Regions from separate parts of the Homo sapiens genome. Here region 2 is linked to region 1. Evidence: chromatin loops called from intact Hi-C (ENCODE). Cell type or tissue: gastrocnemius medialis. All regions are shown on one strand. Links, peaks and the distances in the headings refer to the core of each region. The heading gives the core; the rest is flanking DNA.

Region 1 (11,234 bases), core at 1,303-9,302:
CGACAGAAATTTCACTTTGAAGTTCCCTCCACTCCATTTCTCCACCCCCTTCCTTCCTATCTCCTTTAGCAAAGTCCTTTCCTCAGAGATCTCCCCCACCCCACCCGCCACAGCCCCACAGCCCTGTCGGTCTAGCAGGGTGAGTAGCCGCACTGTCTCTGAACCCTTACGCCTGGACTTTGAAGGGGGAACAGATTCTTGCTTACTGAGTCAGCCTCGGCTGCTTCCTTTTTGTGCTTGAAGAAGCCAAAGAGTGAGCAGATTGGAGAGGACTAAAAGAAGCCAGAGATGCTGGTCAATTGACACAAAAATAAAGAGCTAAGGGAGAGGTTGAGAGAGGGAGAGCAATATCTATGGGTGTCTGGAATTTTTAAAGGGCTCAGAGGAGGAGGGGGCCGGGCGTGGTGGCTCACGCCTGTTATCCGAGCACTTTGGGAGGCCAAGGTGGGCAAATCACGAGGTCAGGAGTTTGAGAGCAGCCTGACCAACATGGTGCAACCCCGTCTCTACTAAAAATACAAAATTTAGCCGGGTGTGGTTGTGTGCCTGTAATCCCAGCTACTCAGGAGGCTGAGGCAGGAGAATCGCTTGAACCCGGGAGGCAGAGGTTGCAGTGAGCCAAGACCGCACCACTGCACTCCAGCCTGGCGACAGAGCAAGACTCTGTCTCAAAAAAAAAAAAATAATAAAATAAAATAAAATAAAAATACAAAAATTAGCTGGGTGTGGTGGCACGCACCTGTAGTCCGAGCTACTTGGGAGGCTGAGGCAGGAGAATTGCTTGAACCTGGGAAGTGGAGGTTGCAGTGGGCTGAGATCACACCACTGCACTCCAGCCTGGGTGACAGAGCAAGATTCCGTCTCAAAAAAAAAAAAAAAAGACTTGGAGGAGGGAAAGGGGAAGTTCAGAGTGTGGCTTTGCTTGCTGTCAGATCCTTTTTGTTGCTTTTCTCAATATTTAAATAAAAATGGGAATTATTTTAAAAATTATTTTATTTTATTTTATTTTGAGACGGAGTTTCGCTCTTGTTGCCCAGGATTGAGTGCAGTGGCTCGATTTTGGCTCGCTGCAACCTCTGCCTCCTGGGTTCAAGTGATTCTCCTTCCTCAGCCCCCCGAGGAGCTGGCATTACAGGCATGTGTTACCACGCCCAGGTAATTTTTTGTATTTTTAGTGGAGACGGGGTTTCGCCATGTTGGCCAGGATGGTCTGAAACTCCTGACCTTAGGGTAATCCACCCATCTTGAACTCCCAAAATGCTGGGATTACAAGTGTGAGCTACCACACCCGGCCATTAAAAATTAGATTATTGTGTGTGTGTGTGTGTGCTCTCGCATGCGTGTGTATATTGTTTTGTTTTGTGAAAATGATACTGCACAGATCCTGGGCTATATGGGAATCCAGGATTTATTTGGGTTACCTTAAAAGGAAAAGGATAAATTATGGATACCTCCATGTGAAATAGTTGAATATATTACCACTCACTAAGGTGTTTTTTTTCTTCTTAAATTTTTTTATTTTTTATTTATTTTTTTTGAGATGGAGGCTTGCACTGTCACCAGGCTGCAGTGCAGTGGCGCGATCTCGGCTCACTGCAACCTCTGACTCTCTGGATCAAGTGATTTTCCTGCCTCAGCCTCTGGAGTAGCTGAGATTACAGGCGTGTGCCACCATGCCTGGCTAATTTTTGTATCTTTAGTAGAGATAGGGTTTCATCATGTTGGCCAGGCTGATCTCGATCTCCTGACCTCGTGATCCACCTGCCTCAGCCTCCCAAAGTGCTGGAATTACTGGCGTGAGCCACTGCGCCCAGCCCCCCACATTTTTTTTTTTTTTTTTGAGACAAGGTCTCACTGTGTCACCTAGCCAGGAGTGCAGTGGCACAGTCACTGCTCACTGCAGCCTCAACCTCCTGGGCTCAAGCGACCCTCCCGCCTCAGCCTCCCGAGTAGCTGGCCAGTAACTGCGCCTGGCCAAAACTTTTTTAGAGAGGCCGTCTCGCTCTGTCACCCAGTGGGCTGGGGTGCAGTAGTATGATTGTAGCTCACTGTAACCTTGAACTCTTGGGCTCAAGCAATCCTCCCACCTCAGTCTCCCAAATAGCTAGGACTATATGCACGCGCCACCATGGCCAGCTTCTAAAGTATTTACTTAAAAGGGAAGTCCAAGAACATAAACTTCCCAAAATTAATGTATAATAGTAGAATTTCAGAGGTCATAGTGTGGGATGACGGCTCTTTCCTAAAAACAAAACAAAACACAATCTTGTCTCATTCCATCTAGTTTGTACCTATTTATCTGGTCTCTGGTTCCTGGGGTCAGCCATGCTTCCTCCCTTGAAATTTGTATCATATCTGGTACAAAATGACTAACCTTTAACTGTGCATCTTTTGGGGGAAAAAATCATTCTGCCCTGTTTTCCCTCAAGCAGAAAAAGAACAAATCACCTGCTGCCTCGGCAGGACAGGATTTCTGCCAATCCCACCTGTAAGCAGCGTTCATGGCTTCCAGACAAAGTGGGGGCCCGGGGCCTGCAGAACAGTCGGCCACATTCACCAGCCTGTCTCTCCTCTGGACCTCTTGGCACAAGCTTTTACTCTCCAGACTGTGTGTGTTTGGTTGAATTGAAATAAACACAGCAGGATTTTGTTTTAGTTTGTTGTTTGTTTTGCAGAACGAGGTCTTAGAGGAAGGACTTCCCAGCCAAACTTGACCCCACACAGGCCAGAGAGAAGCGGTAGGGAGGGCGGCGAGAAGGAACTATGAAGTAAAATGGGGACTGGTGTGGGGACTGACTTCCTCCCCCAAAAACCTGGAACATTCTTCTCAAAGCCCCATGCCGCCAAACTTCCCAGCCATTCCCTTGAAATGTTCTCAGAGCAGGGCTCCACATGGCTCACATGTACACCCGTGCGTGTGTGTACCACACACACACACACACACACACACACACACACAGAGTTCTGTCTGGTAACAGATTGGGTCTGAAAAATCTGGCAGTCTGCGTGGCCGATGGCAGAGTGTCGAGCCTGTTCTCACTGTCTCCCTGGAGTCCCTGTGCAGACGCAGGTGCACGTCAGCGCCTGCTCTAATTTTATCCCTGGTTGATGGAGGAGACTAACTGAGCAGCAGGGAGGCTGCTATTTTGGGTCTCTCCATGGCTCTGGGTTATATAAAGCCTATTGCTGTGACCTGCATTGCTTTGAGGCTGTGCCTCACTGTCTTGCGTCCTCTGTCACAATATGTCATCAGTTCAGACATTCACACACACACACCCCCGGGTCTCTGGAAAATGAGAAAGGAGGTGTGTGCTGGAGGAGTGTGTGTGTGTGTGTGTGTGTGTGTGTGTGTGTGTGTGTGTGTTCCTGCCAGCTCCCTGAGGAATGAGGCCTACGTATGCTACTGGGAGGGATATTGTACGTGAAGGAGGTCTGTTCTTGAAGGAAATGGAAAGATCTTTCTGATGGAGGCACGTGAGGGTATGTGCTTTGGGCTTTAGCACAGAATGTGTTTGTAAGCTGAGGTTGTGGGTCTGCTGTTGGCATGGCAATAAGAATAACTTCTATTTCAGTAACTCTTTTCATTTGATGGAACCCAGGGGTTGCATAAATTACAAACGGCTCTGCCTTTGAACGACAGGAATTTTTCATCTGGAATTAGGAGTAGCAGCTACATGAACAAATGTGAGAGTGAGAATTTAGAGATGGGCTGATGACAGAAGATGGCATTTCCTACATCACTGAGGAAAATTTTCACCTGGAAATGTTGCCTTTCTGATTAAAAAAACAAAACAAAACAAAACTTGTTTCCTGCTATTGTGATTATCGTGTATTGTGTTAAGATATGTGTTTTCTGACCAGGCATGGTTACCCACACCTGTAATCCCAGCATGTTGGGAACCTGAGGTAGGAGAATTGCATGAGCCCAGGAGTTTGACACCAGCCTGGGCAACATAGTGAGACCCCTGTCTCTTAAAAAAAAAAAGATATGTGTTTTCTATAGTTAATCATATATGATATCTAAATTATCTTTGTATCTCCCCATATTGAGTGTGAGTATTTAAGGTATAAATTTTGATAGGTGAACATACAACAGAATCCTAATATAACACAGCTCATTATTGTATGAATTTGAAAGTACTAGGTTTCTCAAAATATAAATTATTCACAGGGAACAAGCCTAACATATCTCAGTGAGCTTATCAGACAGATATTCATCCTGTCCCCCCAATACCAGCAGGGAAGACATGTTCCGTACTTGTTGAGCTACGTGTCTCCCAGGTATAATCTCCCAGGGTATATTCTGGCTAACATGATGGAGCCCATAAGGCATCACCATGGGAATGAGGACTTGGCATGGACACCTCTTGGCTCGTGGAGACTGCCAGAATGTGAGGCCTGCGGCTGGGGCTCATCTTGCTGATTTGGGCTTCCCGTCACTGGCAGCTCCCACAGCAGGTGGCGTTCCCATAACTAGCAACTTCACTGAGCCACTATTTCTTAGCTGTTCTTTGAAAGACGTTGAAGACCCCTCTCTTCCACTGGCCAAAGCACTTCTAAGGGATTTTGGAGAGAAAAACTTGGGAGCTTTCCATGAAGAAAACAGAAGAATCTGGCAGCCGTTTCCATAGGGCTGAACAGGCACCTTAGAGAATTCCAGTGAAGAGGGCAGCTAAGGGAAGAAGGAAACAGAAACGGACTAGAATCAAAGTCAGGGCTCCTAGGGGCTGGATGGGGAAATGAAGCTAGGAATGGGGAAGGTATAGATGAATCACTGCGTCGCTTATTAATAATTAATTTAGGCAGAATCTTGCTACTCATGTCCTCCCCCCACCATGGCTGGGGGCAGGAGCTCACCATTCTGGCTCTTTAGTGGTCTGCTTGTTGCCTTCCAATGCCACTCCATCATGCTGTCTGTGTCCTTTCTAAAACACAAATCCTGTGATCCCACTGGGTAAGCCTGTTCCATGGCCCTTCATTTCTCTCTCTGGAGAAAACCTAAATGTTTTACCAGGTAGACAAGGCCCTCTGCAACCTGGGACCTGCTTATTTCTCTGGCTCAGCTCAAACTGCAATCCTCTCAACCCTTCACACCAGCCCTCTCCTCCTTCCACTCCTTGGCACATTTTTTTTTTTTTTTGGATACAATGTCTCACTCTGTCACCCAGGCTGGGATGCAGTGCGTGATCTCGACTCACTGTAGCCTCGACTTCCGGGGTTCAAGGGATCCTCCCATCCTCCCACTTTAGCTTCCCCAGTAGCTGGGACCACAGGCATGTGCCACCACGCCTGGCTAATTTTTCCACTTTTTTTTTTTTGTAGAGATGGGGTTTTGCCATATTGCCCAGGCAGGTCTTTAACTCCTGGGCTCAAGTGATCCATGCGTCTCACCCTCCCAAATTGCTGGGATTATGGGCATGAGCTACGGTATCCTGTCCTTGGCACCTTAAAGCTAAATGTGCTGAACTCTCCCATCCTCTGTGTGTTAGCATGCACCATTCCATCTGCCTAGAATGCCCTTCCTGTCACTTTTTTTCCCCTGAAAAATTCCAAAGCTTCTTTCAGGCCTCAACTCAAGCAGGATGTGTTAACTCCTCCACACCTGGATCAGGTCCCTTTCTACTCCATCTTTGCTCACCCTTGCTGCAGTGCTTGAATGCTCTGCAATCTTTCCTGGGGTTCTACAAGACAAGACTGCATTTCATTTTTTTTTTTTGTATTTTTAGTAGAGATGGGGTTTTGTCATGTTGGCCAGGCTGGTCTCAAACTCCTGACCTCAAGTGATCCCTTGCCTCAGCCTCCCAAAGTGCTGGGATTACAGGCATGAGCCACCCGCCCAGCCAAGACTGCATTTCCTTACTGGGCCTACTGCTCAGCCTGCCCAATAAGTTTTTGCCGAATGAATGAATAGGGGAAGAAGCCACATTTTTGAACTAAAGCTTTCTCAAATGTTGTGAGGGATAGGGTTTGTGGGAAATGACAGTGACATTGAAGAGGAAAGGCCAGGTCCTGGGAAGTCTGACCATGAGTAAAACCAGTGGGCCTGCAGTTGTCTGTCTCCAAAGCCTCAAACAGAAGGGCAGAGAATAGACCTGGCCTGTCCTGCCCACAGTTGTATCATGCAGGTAGCACTGTTGAGGATGGAACCATTAGTATGGTACCCATCTCACCATGGTGATCAGCCACCATGGATCAGCATCTTTCCAGCGGTTTTCCCACCATCTATGGCGGGGCCTGCCTTTTCCGCACTCCCATGCCACCACGCATCTGTGGGATAAGAGTAGAGAATTTTTATATGGACCTCCGTGTCCTTCCTGGAAGACAACATGCCTCCATCTATGTCTCCCGCTTGGTCAAGAAACTGCCAAGAAACTGCCAAGCCAGCTGTGATTCTACGAAGACCATCAGAACCTTGCAGCTCCATCCCACGGGCGGGTTGCCCTCTCTGCCCAGGCCACACCCTGGGTGAGGCTGGCCTTAGGGATCTGGGCACAGGAGAGGATTCAACAGGCTGAATGCCTAATACTTGACTGAATTAAACCGAGCCACCTTGGGTCAGGGAATTCAGCTCAGCAATTCTGGTGGTAGCTGACATCAGTATCTTTGAGGAAGTGGAGATAGGATTAAAAGAGACCTCATGCTATAAATCAGGTTCAAATGCATGGAGAGAGACTAATTAAATCCCTGATACTGCCTATATACACAAAGCAATTTTTTACAAGACAGTTAATCACCACTTAATTCATCTGTTTTAATATTTACATCTTCATTTATTAGGCTTTATTAAAGTAGGACCTAGCTTTCCTTTTTTTTTGAGACGGAGTCTCGCTCTGTCGCCCAGGCTGGAGTTCAGTGGCACCATCGGCTCACTGCAAGCTCCGCCTCCCAGGTTCACGCCATTCTCCTACCTCAGCCTCCCGAGTAGCTGGAACTACAGGCGCCTGCCACCACACCCAGCTAATTTTTTTGTATTTTTAGTAGAGACGGGGTTTCACTGTGTTAGCCAGGATGGTCTCAATCTCCTGGCCTCGTGATCCACCTGCCTTGGCCTCCCAAAGTGCTGGGATTACAGGCGTGAACCACCGCGCGTCGTCGGACCTAGCTTTTCTATACTCTGAAGGCATCACTGCCCAAAATATTTTCATTTAATACTGTGTCAAAAACTGCCTACTTATCTTCCAAAGACAGATCTGTGTGTGTGTGTGTGTGTGTGTGTGTGTACATGGACTGTTGTCCTAAGTCCTTTGTCTCCTCTTCTCAGAGTCTGCCCCATGATAACAGAATAATAATGATGTTATTCCAGAATAAACTTGCAATGTGGGGGCTCCGAGTGGTGGCTCATACCTGTAATCCCAGCACTTTGGGAGGCCGAAGTGGGTGGATCACACTTGAGGCTGGGAGTTCCAGACCAGCCTGGCAAACATGGTGAAACCCTGTCTCTACTAATGGTACAAAAACAAAAATTAGCCAGGCATTGTGGTGCATGCTTGTAATCCTTAAGAGGCTGAGGCATGGGAATTGCTTGAACCTGGGAGGCAGAGGTTGCAGTGAGCTGAGATTGAGCCACTGCACTCCAACCTGGGTGGCAGAGCAAGACTCTATCTCAATCAATCAATAAACAAACTTGCAGTGGGAAAGGTGGGTACATAACGGGCATTTTTTTGGGAAACTTTCAGAATTTTATTTTATTTATTTTATTTTTTTTGAGTCTCGCTCTATCGCCCAGGCTGGAGTGCAGTGGTGCGATCTTGGCACACTGCAACCTCTGCCTCCCGGCTTCAAGCGATTCTCCTGCCTCAGCCTCTCGAGTAGCTGGGACTACAGGCGCCTGCCACCACGCTTGGCTAACTTTTGTATTTTTAGTAGAGACGGGGTTTCACCATGTTGGCCAGGCTGGTCTCGAACTCCTGGCCTGAAATGATCCGCCCGCCTTGGCATCCCAAAGTGCTGGGATTACAGGCGTGAGCCACTGTGCCTGGCCAGCTTTCAGAATTTTAGACAGTGCCTTCTTAGGCTCATGAATCCTGACAGATAGCCCGCTGTGACAGAGAGGGAGATGGAGAAAGCCTGTGTGAACAGGAGCCTGCGGGACTAGAGAGGAAAGGAAGATGGCTGTTGGCACACTTGCAATTTTAGAACAGCTGCAGTGGTTACAGTAGCTCCCCCTGAATGCGATGACGCTGGGCCACTTAGGGGAAAGGGAGAGAAGATTCTGCAGCCAATGACACGGAGGAGGGAGCACTCGCTATACTCAGTGGGTGGGTATTAAAGGGATTATGTGTATTAGGCAGTATTACCAGAAAGGCATGTGCTTTAACTGCCAAGAAACTAATAATGAATTGGAATGCCTTCCAGGGATGAGAACAAGTTAAAACAATATATTCTGTGCTCAACATGTACAATATTTCAAAATCAGTAGCACATTTGGCTTTACGGGACATGATGAGGGAGAAATTACAGAAGATCTCATATCATCATTTAATTTGGTCTCTTTTTAAAAGTCACATAACAGGACTCTCCATAGTAAAGGTACTAGCTAATATTTATTGAATGTTGACTGTATGCTTATTACTCATTTAAAGGTTCTATATCCAGGCTGGGTGTGGTGGCTCATGCCTGTAATCCCAGCACTTTGGGAAGCTGAGACGGGTGGATCACTTCAGGTCAGGAGTTCGAGACCAACCTGGCTAATACGGCGAAACTCCGTCTCTACTTAAAATACAAAAAGTAGCCAGGCATGTTGGCATGTGCCTGTAGTCCCAGCTATTTGGGAGGCTGAGGTATGAGAATCACTTGAACCCAGGAGGCAGAGGTTGCAGTAAGCTGAGATCACACCACTGCACTCCAGCCTGGGCAACAGGGCGAGACTCGGTCTCAAAAAAAAAAAAAAACGTTCTATATCCATCAACTCAGATAACCCCCACAACTTTATGAGGTAGGTACTCTTACTAGCCCCATTTCACAGATGGGAAAATAAAGCCACAGAGAGATTAAGTAACATGCCAAGACCACACAGCTAGTACATGTCACAGCTAGGATGATTTGAACCTAGGTTGGCTGACTCTAGATCCCAAACTTATTATTTATTTATTTATTGAGACAGAATTTCACTCGTTGCCCAAGCTGGAGTGCAATGGTGCGATCTCAGCTCACCACAACCTCTGCCTCCCGGGTTCAAGCGATTCTCCTTCCTCAGCCTCCCGAGTAGCTGGGATTACAGGCACCCGCCATCACACCCAGCTAATTTTTGTATTTTTAGTAGAGACGGGGCTTCACCATCTTGGCCAGGCTGGTCTTGAACTCATGACCTTGTGATCCACCCACCTCGGCCTCCCAAAGTGCTGGGATTACCTAGATCCCAAACTTATAACCACCATTCTATACCACCTTTATGATGGACCAGATGCCTTTTTTTTTTTTTTAAGACAGAGTCTTGCTCTGTTGCCCAGGCTGGAGTGCAGTGGCGTGATCTCTGCTCACTGCAACCTCCGCCTCCTGAGTTCAAGTAATTCTCCCTCCTCAGCCTCCCGAGTAGCTGGGACCACAGGCACGTGCCACCATGCCTGGCTAATTTTTGTATTTTTAGTAGAGATGGGGTTTTACCATGTTGGCCAGGCTGGTCTCAAACTCCTGGCCTCAAGCGATCCACCCACCTCGGCCTCCCAAAGTGCTAGGATTATAAGCGTGAGCCACCATGCTTGGCCCAGATGCCCTTTTAAAACTGTCTACTGATGGTATGCAAGATATTTGTTTTACTTCAATGCGTAAGAATGAGAAACTGTGGAAATCCTGTTTGAACATCAGCATGACGTCATTAATAATAAATGCTCATGAATCCAGGTCAGTTGTGTTCACCTTTAGGGCTTAGGAACCTCTCCACAGAGGACCCAGCATGAGTCTCATTTCTTGATGCCCTGCACCAAAGTGATTTTCAACAAGTAGTCTCTTTATCTATTCACTCAATAAATGTTTCTTGAGCACTCTCTCTGTGCCAACCATGCCAAACACACTGTACTAGGCTCTGGAAATATACTTGGGTCTAAGGCATAGTCTCTGCCCTCAAAGGGCATGTAACACATGGACATCTCTCAACCAATGACCAATAGGTTAAAAGCTCAATATCCTAAGGCTGATGCCCACCTCTTTTCCATTTGTCACCTGCTTCAGACATGAGGGTTATTACTATTTGCTGGAGGCCTAGGGAAGCTCAACTCCGAAATGAATGGGCTGCCATCCTGAAAGTCATCTGTATCCAGGAAAGTTTTCCTAGCCAAGAGCTCCACGTTCTTAACGGGAAAGTGACATTGAGTGGTGTCAAAGATGATAGTCAGTTAAAATAGATGATTATGAACAGAATGTGTAACATGAACTCACTGTGGTTTAAATATGTGTATGTGTATATTTATGACTAAACATCTAATTGTAGGCAGTGTAGTGGTTCTAGAGTCAGATTATTTGGATTTTATTAGCTTTGCAACTTTAACATTTCTATCCCACACATTCAGTGTGAAAACACATGTAAAGTACTTACAGTGATGCCTGGAACACAGTAAGCCCTTTATAAACATTAGTGATTATTCTCATCAATATTATTACTCCCCAAAGCTACCTCTAAAAAGTGGCTCCAGGGATGAAGGTGGAGAAGACTTTACCTTTTTATTAGTGTTACTTACTTCTTGATTATTGGAATTTTAAAAACATGTATTACTTTTATAATTAAAAAACAACAAACCTTGAGTAGGAGTATCCAGTGCAGAAAAATAAAAACAAACTAAACTGGCCGGGCATGGTAGCATGAGTTTGTAATCCCAGCTACTCGGGAGGCTGAGGCAGGAGAATCACTTGAACCTGGGAGGCAGGGGTTGCAGTGAGCCGAGATCGTGCCATTGCACTCCAGTCTGGGCAACAAGAGTGAGACTCCGTCTCAAAAAAACAAAAACTAAACTAACCCTTTATTTTGGCTATCTGGAGGCTCCTATTGAAACATAATGAATCACCTGAAAGGTACATAAAAAGAGTACCCCTCGGCCAGATGCAGTGGCTCACGCCTGTAATCCCAGCACTTTGGGAGGCCGAGGCAGCGGATCACTTGAGTTCAGGAGTTTGAGACCAGCCTGGCCAACACGGTGAAACACCATCTTTACTAAAAATACAACAAATTAGCTGGGCATGATGGCAGGCGCCTGTAATCCCAGCTACTCGGGAGGCTAAGGCAGGAGAATCGCTTGAACTCG
Region 2 (11,234 bases), core at 2,067-10,066, 89 kb before region 1:
TTCCTCCTCTACATCAATCTGGTCTGCTGCTGGGGAGCAGGGGTGAAGGGCAGGAGGGTGGGGATAGATGTTAAAGAAAGTAGTGGGGAGGAGTTTCTTGGTTAAGAAGCAGAACCTTGGAGCTGTGTTGTAACTACATGCGTAAAGGCAGGCTTAGGACATGTCAGACGTCTGAAGCAGGAAGCAGGCAAAGGAAGCACCGTGGTTTTCTTTGGGCTAGGGATTCCCCTCTTGGGTTAAGCAAAAGGTCAGGAAAGATAAAGCCCCTTTCCTAATGTCTATAAAGTCCAAGGATGATGGAAATTCCAGGAGGTATAGGGGTTCTAAAATGCTATACGACAGCTGTGTCCAAAGCATTCTTTATATAAACCCACAATAATGTCATCTGTTTTTGAGGGGAACTAGCTATGTCTACTGTCTAATAGGGCATTGATGTGTTGTTATTTAATAAATACCCTTGGGCTGGGCGCGGTGCCTCACGCATGTAATCCGCCAGCACTTTGGGAGGCCAAGACAGGCAGATCACGAGGTCAGGAGATCGAGACCATCCTGGCTAACATGGTGAAACCCCGTCTCTACTAAAAATACAAAAAATTAGCTGGGCGTGGTGATGGGTGCCTGTAGTCCCAGCTACTCGGGAGGCTGAGGCAGGAGAATGGCGTGAACCCGGGAGGCGGAGCTTGCAGTGAGCAGAGATCCCGCCACTGCACTCCAGCCTGGGCAACCAAGCGAGACTCCATCTCAATAAATAAATAAATAAATACCCTTAATGACAGGCATCATGTTGGAGAAAAAGATTACAATAGGTAAAATTCCACAGAGTACAAATTCAACTGAGAATGGTCCACAGTTCGGGAACAGAAGCAGTAACCACAAACTGGAAATCATTTTACCTATTCTTCTACCTTATAATAATGAGAACATTCTCCCTAGTGTTTTATATCTTATAAAAGCACTTTAACATAATCTTATTTAAATATAATTAAGATTCTTCTGAATCATGAAGGTTTAAAAAAATTTTTCAATTTACTCAAGTTCATCAAATAAAGAGGTCTTCTTGTTTTATTTATTTAAATTAAACTAGCCTGGAAACAGAAACAAACAATTGAAAATTCTCTACCGGAAACTGTCTCCCATTCACAACTGTATCACTTGCTCCTATTTACTGCCTCTAAATAACGCTACCTAGTTTCATTCAATTGAGGATTTGAACAAGGAAAGAGCTGCAACTGTTGTACTACTTCCTGTTGCAGAATTAACCAGTCATTTCCAATCTTCTTCCATTTTAGGATATTTCCCTTCCAAAGTGCTGTCCAAAGAGAGAGCAACTTCTGTTCCACTATTCCTAGACAATTTTCCTAAATCACTTAAACCAATTTTCCTTCATTTACTTAGTTTGCATTCTTCAAAAGCCCATTCTATTTCCTGTACCCCACTCCTCCTTCATGCCCTTACGTACTGTTTTGTTGGGTAAAAATACTCTTATCTTTCTGTAAAGATCAATTATCTAGTCTTAAATAGTTCTTGTGGTTTTTCAAAGGTGCCCTTCATTTGAAGAACCCTTTTGTGCTGCCCCCAAGTCTCGCAGAGATGAAAAAGGCTGTTGTCCTTCTCCTCATTCTGTGTACACCTCCATCTCCCTGTCACCCAAATAAGTGTCAGTTTTTATTAGTCTATAATAAATAACTTCTTATCAGCATCAAATTTCTATTATCACCATTCCTAGTCTCTTGCAGCTTTTTCCTCCATCCTGCCCTCTTCCTTGAAAGTTTGAAATTATTTTAACTAAAAACTATCTTTGACTATTGTTATTTCCCAAACACAAAACAGTTGTTCAAGACTAAACAGCACTGAATCCATGCCCCAGATAGATAGATAGATAGATAGATAGATAGATAGATATACAACTGTTGGTCTTGGGGAAAAAGTCTTAGGAATTAAAAACAAATCACTTTTCTTAACCTTGGGCATTAACAAATAACTGAATTCCAGCTTTAAAAAATTTAAAATATCTCTCTCTACACACACACAGTTCAAGAGAACTAATGCCATATGCTTCAGTGTTTTATCAAACCAACATTCTGTGGGACAGTTTGTTCAGTCTTTGGCTGACAGCACAGCCAGAATTATTCTTCAAGGCTGTTTTTTTTTTTTTTTTTTTTTGAGATGGAGCCTTGCCCTGTCGCCCAGGCTGGAGTGCAGTGGCACGATCTCGGCTCACTGCAGCCTCTGCCCCCCAGGTTCCAGCAATTCTCCTGCCTCAGCCTCCCGAGTAGACTAGCTGGGATTACAGGCGCACGCCACCACTCCTGGCTAATTTTTGTATTTTTAGTAGAAACTTGGTGTCACCATGTTGACCAGGCTGGTATCGAACTCCTGACCTCAGGCGATCCACCCGCCTTGGCCTCCCAAAGTGCTGGGATTACAGGAGTGAGCCACCGCGCCCGGCTAAGGCTGTTAATACCACTTTTTGTATCAGTAAGATCATGGCTGGCTGTCACAAGACTGCTAAGAAACCACAGCCCTTTGGGCAAAGCACAGCCTGTTGGCCTGCCGAGGTCACAGAAACCTCACAGCATAGCACACTGCTGCCTCCTCTGGCTGTTAGAGCAGGACATACCTCTTCGTAATTTTTCGCCTCCACTCCATGCTTCATGTCTAGGATCACGAGTTGGTCAGGTATCCGCCCTGTTCCTGAGAAAGAAATCAAAGGAATCATTGTGTGAAATACTTAAAATTCTGGGAAATTACCCACCCACCCGCCCGCCCTCCCTCTACAGAACCCCTACCCTCTCAATAGAGGGAAACAGCCACAACTCCTCCCCCTGCTCAGTTGCAGAAAATTCCTGGCTCTGGCTAAAATCACAAACATTCCAGACAAAGCCTCTATCTGTGTGGGGTGCCGGAAAGCAACAAGAACATGCTGCTGGCAAACATCTCTGAGCAGGCAAGGACACAAGATACTGCAACTGGTACTACAGAGGAACAGAACAGAAGGGAAACCACACAGGCTTATTGAATTGGGAAATAAAACTCAAAAATCAAAACAGTGTGAAATTGAGTGGCATATAAATCAAGAGATAGTAGGCAACAACTTCGGCTGAAAATGTGTATTTCCACATCTGAAAAGGTTGCCCTGTCAAATTTTGAGGGAAGGCCATGATGAATTAGGATTATTGGATATGTGCTAAGCTTGGATTTACTTAATATAAATCTGAGTACTGAAAAGAACATAAGTTTTATCTAATATTCCACTTTAATTCAAACATTTTGATCAATGTATGGCCTAGTTCAGTAGGAGTACAATGTCATAGAGCTATTCCCACTAAGCCCTTAAAAGAGTTACAACAGCTCAAGGAAAAAAAAAAAACAACTTTAAGTGTTCAAATCTCAGGGATGCTTCTTATAATAGAGTTCATGTTAGAAGAGTCAATCTGATTCAGCTGGATCAAAGAAGCATTCTAATCTTAAATCATCAAGTAGGAGAAAGGAAAAGACCCAAGGAGCCCCAGAAAACTGTTCAGCCCCAATCCCCTGGAATTCACCTAGTTATAAAATTTACAACTGCCTGCATGAAATTAGAAGTTGTGGGAAACAGTGCCACTGAAGCACTGGGGTTCCTGAAACCATAAGCCACACTGAATGGTACTGTACCCTCTGATGCCTGAGAGACACTGGAAGTTTTCTGAAATGAACTGAAGTCAATTCAATAACTACTCATTGAAAACTCACTAAGTACTAAAACTGTGCTGGAGATTTTAAAGAGATATGCTACGGCTTCGATGTGCCCCTCTCAAAGTTCATGTGTTGGAAACTTAATCCCCAATGCAACAGTGTTGAGAGGTAAAACCTTTAATTTTATTTATTTAATTAAAAAAAATTTTTTGAGACAGGTTCTTACTCTTGTCTTCCAAGCTGGAGTGCAGTGGCACGCACCATCATGGCTCACTGTAGCCTCGAACTCCTGGGCTCAAGCAATCCTCCCACTTCAGTCTTTCAAGTAGCTGGGACTACAGGCGTGAGCCACCACACCCAGGTAATTTTTGTATTTTTTGTAGAGACAGGGTCTCGCTATACTGTCCAGGCTGATCTGGAACTCCTGGGCTCAAGCGATCCTCCTGCCTCAGCCTCCCAAAGTGCTGGGATTATAGGCATGAGCCACTGTGCCTGGCGGAGAAGTAGGACCTTTAAGAATTGACTAGGTCATGGGGCTCTGCCCTCATCAATAGATTTAATGTCATTATCATAGAAGTAGGTTTGTTATAAAAGTGAGTTCAGCCCCTTCTTGCTCTCCTGTGCATTCTCTTGCCATGTGATACCTTCTGCCATGTTATTGTGACACAGCAAAAAGGCCCTCACCAGATGTGGCCCCTTGATCTTGGACTTTCCAGACTCCAGAACCATGAACCAAACAAATTTCTACTGTTTATACCCACTCTGCGATGTTCTGTTATAGCAGCACAAAATGGACTAAGCCAGGATACAATCCCTGCCTTCAAATAATTCAATTGGGATCTAAGACATATACACAAAACAACTATGGTGAAAATGCAAAGCACTGTAAAAGTTTAAGCCAAAGGAACTGGTTCAGACAATTCCAATATGGAGCAAAGGGAAGAGGAGAGAAGATTGTAGTTGTGGACAGACTTCACTAAAAAGGGAACACCTAAAGGCAGGACTTAGGCAAAGTACTCTAGGCAGACGGCAAAGCATGAGCAAAGGCTCAGATATTAAAATCGGAGTATGGCATGCTTGAAAGACAGTAAAGAACTTCTTTTGGGATGGGCACGGTGGCTCATGCCTGTAATCCCAGCACTTTGGGAGGCCAAGGCAGGTGGATCTCTTGAGGTTCGAGTTCGAGACCAGCTTGGCCAACATGATGAAACCCGTCTCTACTAAAAATACACAAATTAGCCAGGCGCAGTGGTGCGTGCCTGTAGTTCCAGCTACTCCGGAGGCTGAGGCATGAGAATCACTTGAACCCGGTAAAGTTGCAGTGAGCCAAGATCGCACCACTGCACTCCAGCCTGGGTGACAGAGCAAGACTCTTGTTTCACACACACACAAAAAAAGGACTTCTTTTGGATAGACTGGAAAGATTAACTCGAAAGCAAGAGAAATATAAATAAGACTGCACAGGGTAAGACTGAGAACAAAGTAAGACAAGTCACATGTGTCTTCTGAGCATGAAAACAACAAGTCTTCAAACAAAACAAAACAAAATGTGGCACCCAGAGTGTTCTGTTCTCCCAAATCCAATGTGTAATCCTGATTACGACATTGTCCATGGAAGATGTACTTCCTCATTGAAAAAGTTGTGAAACTTAAGCAGTTCACAGCCCCACCTGGTCCAAATGATCAGGATATCTTCTTTCTTACAAGGTCTTCCAACTACCTCCCTGATTGTCACAGCACAGTACAGTCATGCACTACATGAAGACAGTTCAGTCGAGGACAGACTGCATATATGAAGGTGGTCCCATAAGATTATTATAATACTGTATTTTTACTATATCTTTTCTATGTTTAGATACACAAATAGCATTGTGTTCTAACTGCCTACAGTATTCAGTACAGTCACATGCTTTACAGCTTTGTAGCCTAGGAGCAGTAGTAGGCTATACCATATAGCCGAGGTGGGTAGTAGGCTATAACATCTAGGTTTGTGTAAGTACACTTAATATTTGCACAACGAAATCACCTAACCACCATTTCTCAGAATGGTCGAGTCCAGACTATACAGTCTCTTGCATAGAACTGTCAGCCTATCCTCTTAGCTGACATCATAGCCCTAAAGAGTCTCCTTTGTAAAAGGACCCTTCATAATTTTTCTCTCTGCATTTGCCTGGCAAACAGACAATCCTTTTTGTTTGTTTTGAGACAGAGTCTCGCTCTGTCACCCAGGCTGCAGTGCAGTGGTACGATCTTGGCTCACTGCAATCTCTGCCTCCTGGGTTCAAACAATTCTCCTGCCTCAGCCTCCCGAGTAGCTGGGATTACAGGCATGTGCCACCACCACATCTGGCTAATTTTTGTATTTTTAGTAGAGATGGGGTTTCGCCATGTTGGCCAGGCTGGTCTCAAACTCCTGGCCTCAGGTGATCCGCCCGCCTCGGCCTCCCAACTGCTGGGATTACAAGCGTGAGTCACTGCGCCCGGCCAGTTTTTTTTGTTGTTGTTGTTGTTTATTTTTTTGAGATGGAGTCTCACTCTGTCACCCAGGCTGGAGTGCAGTGACACAATCTTGCTCACTGCAACCTCCACCTCCTGGGTTTAAGTGATTCTCCTGCCTCAGCCTCCTGAGCAGCTAGGGTTACAGGCACGAGCCACCATGCCCAGCTAATTTTGTATTTTTAGTAGAGACAGGGTTTCACCATGTTGGCCAGGCTGGTCTCAAACTCCTAACCTTCAGTGATCTGCCTGCCTTGGCCTCCCAAAGTGCTGGGATTACAGGCATGAGCCACCATGCCCAGCCTTTTTTTTAAGACTTCACTTTGTTAGAGCAGTTTTAGGTTCACAACAAAACTGAGAGGAAGGCACAAAGATTTCCCATATCCCCCTTCCTCTTACATATGCATAGCCTCCCCCATTATCACCATTTCCCACCAGAGTGGTACATTCATTACAAATGATGAACCTACATGGACACATCACTATCTACCAAAGTCCACAGTTTACATTAGGATTCACTCTTGGTGTACATTCCAAATGTAATGTTCGGACAACCATATAATGACATGTATCCACTATTACAGTATCATACAGAATATTTTTACTGCCCTAAAAATTCTCTCTGTTCCACCTATTCAATCTTTTATTCCATGTAGTCGACCTTTTAAAAGGTGCTCCAAAGACTACAAGGTAACAGGTCTCCAAATCAGAATAAATAAAGAATACAAATGAAACTAGATATTAAGTGCTGACTGTATTAAGGAGCATTAGAGTTGGAGAAGATTCTTAATCCAGAGAAACACTCTTGATTACTCACCCTTGCTCTCAAAACACACTTCAAACATGTCATAATCTTCAGTGGTAAAGGCAAATTTCCCCTTGGTTGCATCCTCTTTGGAGTAGAGAATATGGCCAGCAGAATCTGTGATCTAAAATAAGAAAAGTAGTAAGAATAGGCAGCAAATAACACTCAGGAAGAGAACTTACAGAAACTGGGAAGATAGAGACACTATCTATGAAAGACAATTGATAGTTCTCATTATGATGACTATGTTCCAACCATCCCCAAAGACAAAAACTGGATTAGAAGATTAAATCCAAATACAGCAAATTTCATCCATTCAAATAGCCTAATCACACTGTGGGCTAAAATCTGTTGCTGCTATAGGATGTCTTACCATACCAAAAAGTTAATCTAGCTAATGCTCCAAGTTACATACATTGGATTTATTGGCAAAAACTCACTAGTATCATTCCGCATAGAGGAACATGTCACAAAAATGAAAGTAGACAATTATCAAAAGATTATACAAGAGGGACAAAGATATATAAAAACACATTTATTCTATAAAACAAATTTGATGGGGAAGGGGTGTGGGTGGAGAATAAAATTAGGACACACAATACAAGGACAGCAGGAAGAAAAGCATACATAGAGAAGACAATCCAGGAGATCTATTCCTGCAAATTTCATGTTAATTATGTCAACGGCCAGGTAGAGTGGGAACAAAACACAGGAAACAAAAAAGAAGTTTCTGGCCAGGCATGGTGGCTCACGCCTGTAATCCCAAACTTTGGAACGCCAAGGCAGGAGGATCACTTGAGCTCAAGAGTTCAAGACCTGGCTGGGCGCGGTGGCTCACGCCTGTAATCCCAGCACTTTGGGAGGCCGAGGCGGATGGATCACGAGGTCAAGAGATCAAGACCATCCTGGCCAACCAACATGGAGAAACCTCGTCTCTACTAAAAATACCAAAATCAGCTGGGCGCAGTGGCATATGCCTGTAGTCCCAGCTACTCAGGAGGCTGAGGCAGGAGAATCGCTTGAACCTGGGAGGCGGAGGTTGCAGTGAGCCAAGATTGCGCCACTGCACTCCAGCCCAGATGACAGAGTGAGATTCTGTCTCAAAAAAAAAGTGTTCAAGACCAACATGGCGAAACCTCATCTCTACAAAAAATACAAAAATTAGCCAGGCATGGTGGTGCGCACCTATAGTCCCAGGTACTGGGAAGCTTGCCGTGTCACTGCAGCCTGGGTGACAGAGCAAGACTCTGTCTCAAAAAAACAAAAACAAAAACAAAAAGGAGAGAAATTTATCCTAAAAAAAAAAAGGTATCTTTGGCTTCCATAAATGATTATTCCTTTCTTCTAGATCCTTAGCTTTAGCTCTTCAGACTTAAGCTGCTCTATTACCAAAGAATGGCCTATCAGCACAGAATAAAGGGCATATACTGCTAAGTAAACAGCCACATACAAAGCAAGGGAATTCCATGGTAATTTAACAGACTGGATCTTAGCCTTCATTTCTAGAGCACGTGGCTGTCTTAGTAGAAAGCATATTTCATCACTTAAGACTGGAAGCTACTTTGCAATGTGGAACACAAAAGTAGTGGCTTAATTACATTAAACTGGATGTTCTAATGCTATTTGTTAAAACATAATTCTTTTAAGGGGAAATTTTAAGCAGGAAAATTAAGTAGCACACATTTAAGCTTATATATTTAAAAGTACTTTATAACAGTAGTTATTTCTGAGGGGTGAGACTTTCTATTTTTTTTTCCCTTTTTTTTTTTGAAATGGAGTCTCACTCTGTCCCCAGGCTGGAGTGCAGTGGCGTGATCTCGGCTCTCTGCAACCTCCGCCTCCCGGGTTCAGGTGATTCTCCTGCCTCAGCCTCCCGAGTAGCTGGAACTACAGGCACCCACGACCATGCCCAGCTAATTTTTTTGTATTTTTAGTAAAGACAGGGTTTCCCTGTGTTGGCCAGGATGGTCTCGATCTCCTGACCTCATAATCCAACCCGCCTCGGCTTCCCAAAGTGCTGGGGTTACAGGCGTGAGCCACCACACCCGGCCTTTTTTGAAAATGACATGTAGCCGGGCGTGGTAGCTCTGCCAGGTGCAGTGGCTCACGCACCTGTAATCCCAGCACTTTGGGAGGCCGAGGCAGGTGGATCACCTGAGGTCAGGAGTTTGAGACCAGCCTGGCCAACATGGTGAAACCCCGTCTTTACTAAAAATACAAAAAAAAAAAAAAATTAGCCAGGAGTGGTATTGGGCGCCTGTAATCCCAGCTACTTTGGAGGCTGAGGCAGGATAATCGCTTGAACCCGGGAGGCAGAAGTTGCGGTGAGCCGAGACTGTGCCACTGCACTCCAGCCTGGGCAACACAGCGAGACTCTGTCTCAAAAAAAAAAAAAAAAAAAAAAAAAAAAAGGCATGTATCACTGGATCACTTATATTCAAAAATAATAATAAAGTTATTTTATTTTGGAAAAAATTGATAATAACTAAAGAAAAGTTATCACTACTAGATAAATTTGAAATGACAGATTAACTAAAAAAAGTTTTATGGCACATCTTCTAAATTCCCTAATAAACAGTAGTATTAGTCAACTGTCTTCTGCCATCCAGCACCATTTGCTAATTTGTCAAACTTTTAAATTTATTTTTATTTATTTATTTTTGAGACAGAGTCTCGCTCTGTCACCCAGGCTGGAGTGCAGTGATGCGATCTCGGCTTACTGCAACCTCTGCCTCCCGGGTTCAAGCGATTCTCCTGCCCCAGCCTCCCAAGTGGCTGGGATTACAGGCACATGCCACCACACCCGGCTAATTTTTTGTATTTTTGGTAGAGACGGGGTTTCACCGTGTTAGCCAGGATGGTCTTGATCTCCTGACCTCGTGATCCACCTGCCTTGGCCTCTGAAAGTGCTGGGATTACAAGTGTAAGCCATCTCACCTGGCCCTTTTTTTTTTTTTGAGACAGAGTCTCGCTGTGTCACTCAGGTTGTAGGGCAGTGGCGCAATCCCGGCTCACTGCAACCTCCGCCTTCCGGATTCAAGTGATTCTCCTGCCTCAGCCTCCCAAGTAGCTGGGACTACAGGCATGCACCCCCAAGCCCGGCTAATTTTTATGTTTTTAGTAGAGATGGGGTTTCACCATGTTGGCCAGGCTGGTCTCCAACTCCTGACCTCAAGTGATCCGCCTGCCTTGGCTTTTCCAAACTGCTGGGATTACAGGTGTGAGCCACCACGCCCGGCCTAATTTATCAAACATTTAAGATACCTAGACCTGTGCTGGTCACTGGGATACAAGTATGAGTAAGATAGTTCCTGTCTTCAAAGGGCTTATGAGTCTAAATGAGGAGAGGAGAGTGATAAGAAATGATATGCCTTCATAGTGGTTTTGGTTTGCATTTCCCTGATGGTTAGTGATACTGGGGAACTTTTAATGTATTTGTTAGACATTTGTATGGGGTGATGAAATATGTTAATTAGCTTGATTGTGGTATTCACTTCACAATGTGTATGTATAACAAAACATCACATTATATATCTTGAATATAAACAATTTTTATTTGCCAATTATACCTCAATAAAGCTAACAGAGAGAGAGCGCTTCACTGCAATGTGCAAGGCATGCTACCAGAGGTATGCACAAGTGCCATGGGATTATGGAGGGTCAGGGAGTGTATCTAGGAGGGGGTAGCACATGAGCTGAGTCCTAAAGGATGAATTTCAATCAAGGGAAAGAGGGGTAAAGAAGTTCAGGGTAGAAGAGACAGCAAATATGAAGGCCTGGGTCCAGAAAAACATAAAACAAAAATATGGCATTATCATATTACTAATAGCTAGTATTTACTGAATACTTACTAAGTGTCAAATAATGTGTTGCTGCTTTATAAGCATTTTAAATTTAATCCTCACTATAACCCTACTGGCAAGAATTATTTCCCCCGTGTTCCATGGGAGGAAACTGAGGCCCAGAGAGGTTAAGTGCCTGGAGAGGTACTGGCCCAATCATGTAGAACTAGAATAGCATGCTAAGGAGTTTAAGCTTCATTTAGTACAAAGTGGAAGGGCAATAAGGAATTTGAAACAGAATGATGTGAGTCAATGACAATTCAGAAAGATGACGCTACCAGTACTATGAAGACAGACTATAGAGAGAGAACCCTAGAGATAAGGAGGTGGGTTGGGACACTATTCCAGTACTCCAGGTAAGAAAGGAGAAGGGCCTTCAGTATAGAGAGAAGGTGACAGATTTTATTTAATTAAAA

Evidence for each region. Hi-C counts contacts between places; a loop is a spot of excess contacts. Peaks named below come from ENCODE experiments on the same cell type or tissue, not always from the same donor. Only the 100,000 strongest peaks of a DNase experiment are listed, where the experiment ranks them.
Region 2: a loop joins it to region 1, with 7 times the contacts of the local background. A loop is called at or near these places in 8 of 110 quality-filtered maps.

The regions. Positions count from the first base shown.
Region 1 is chr14:75,234,518-75,245,751 of GRCh38, forward strand. No RefSeq gene overlaps it. Among named protein-coding and RNA genes, the nearest start is that of FOS, 39 kb to the right of the region's middle. RefSeq lists an enhancer at 2,153-3,833. In gastrocnemius medialis, for the core only: CTCF peaks have their summits at 4,428 (motif pointing right) and 4,634; DNase peaks (open chromatin) are centred at 2,044, 3,134, 4,414 and 8,164; H3K27ac peaks cover 6,632 bases.
Region 2 is chr14:75,145,044-75,156,277 of GRCh38, forward strand. TMED10 (transmembrane p24 trafficking protein 10) reads right to left here. Exons shown (of 5, transcript NM_006827.6): 2 at 6,989-7,100; 3 at 2,621-2,694. Among named protein-coding and RNA genes, the nearest start is that of NEK9, 24 kb to the left of the region's middle. RefSeq lists silencers at 2,423-2,717, 2,663-2,957 and an enhancer at 7,321-7,985. In gastrocnemius medialis, for the core only: a CTCF peak has its summit at 2,529; DNase peaks (open chromatin) are centred at 2,568, 2,908, 4,928, 5,348 and 1 weaker place; H3K27ac peaks cover 7,514 bases.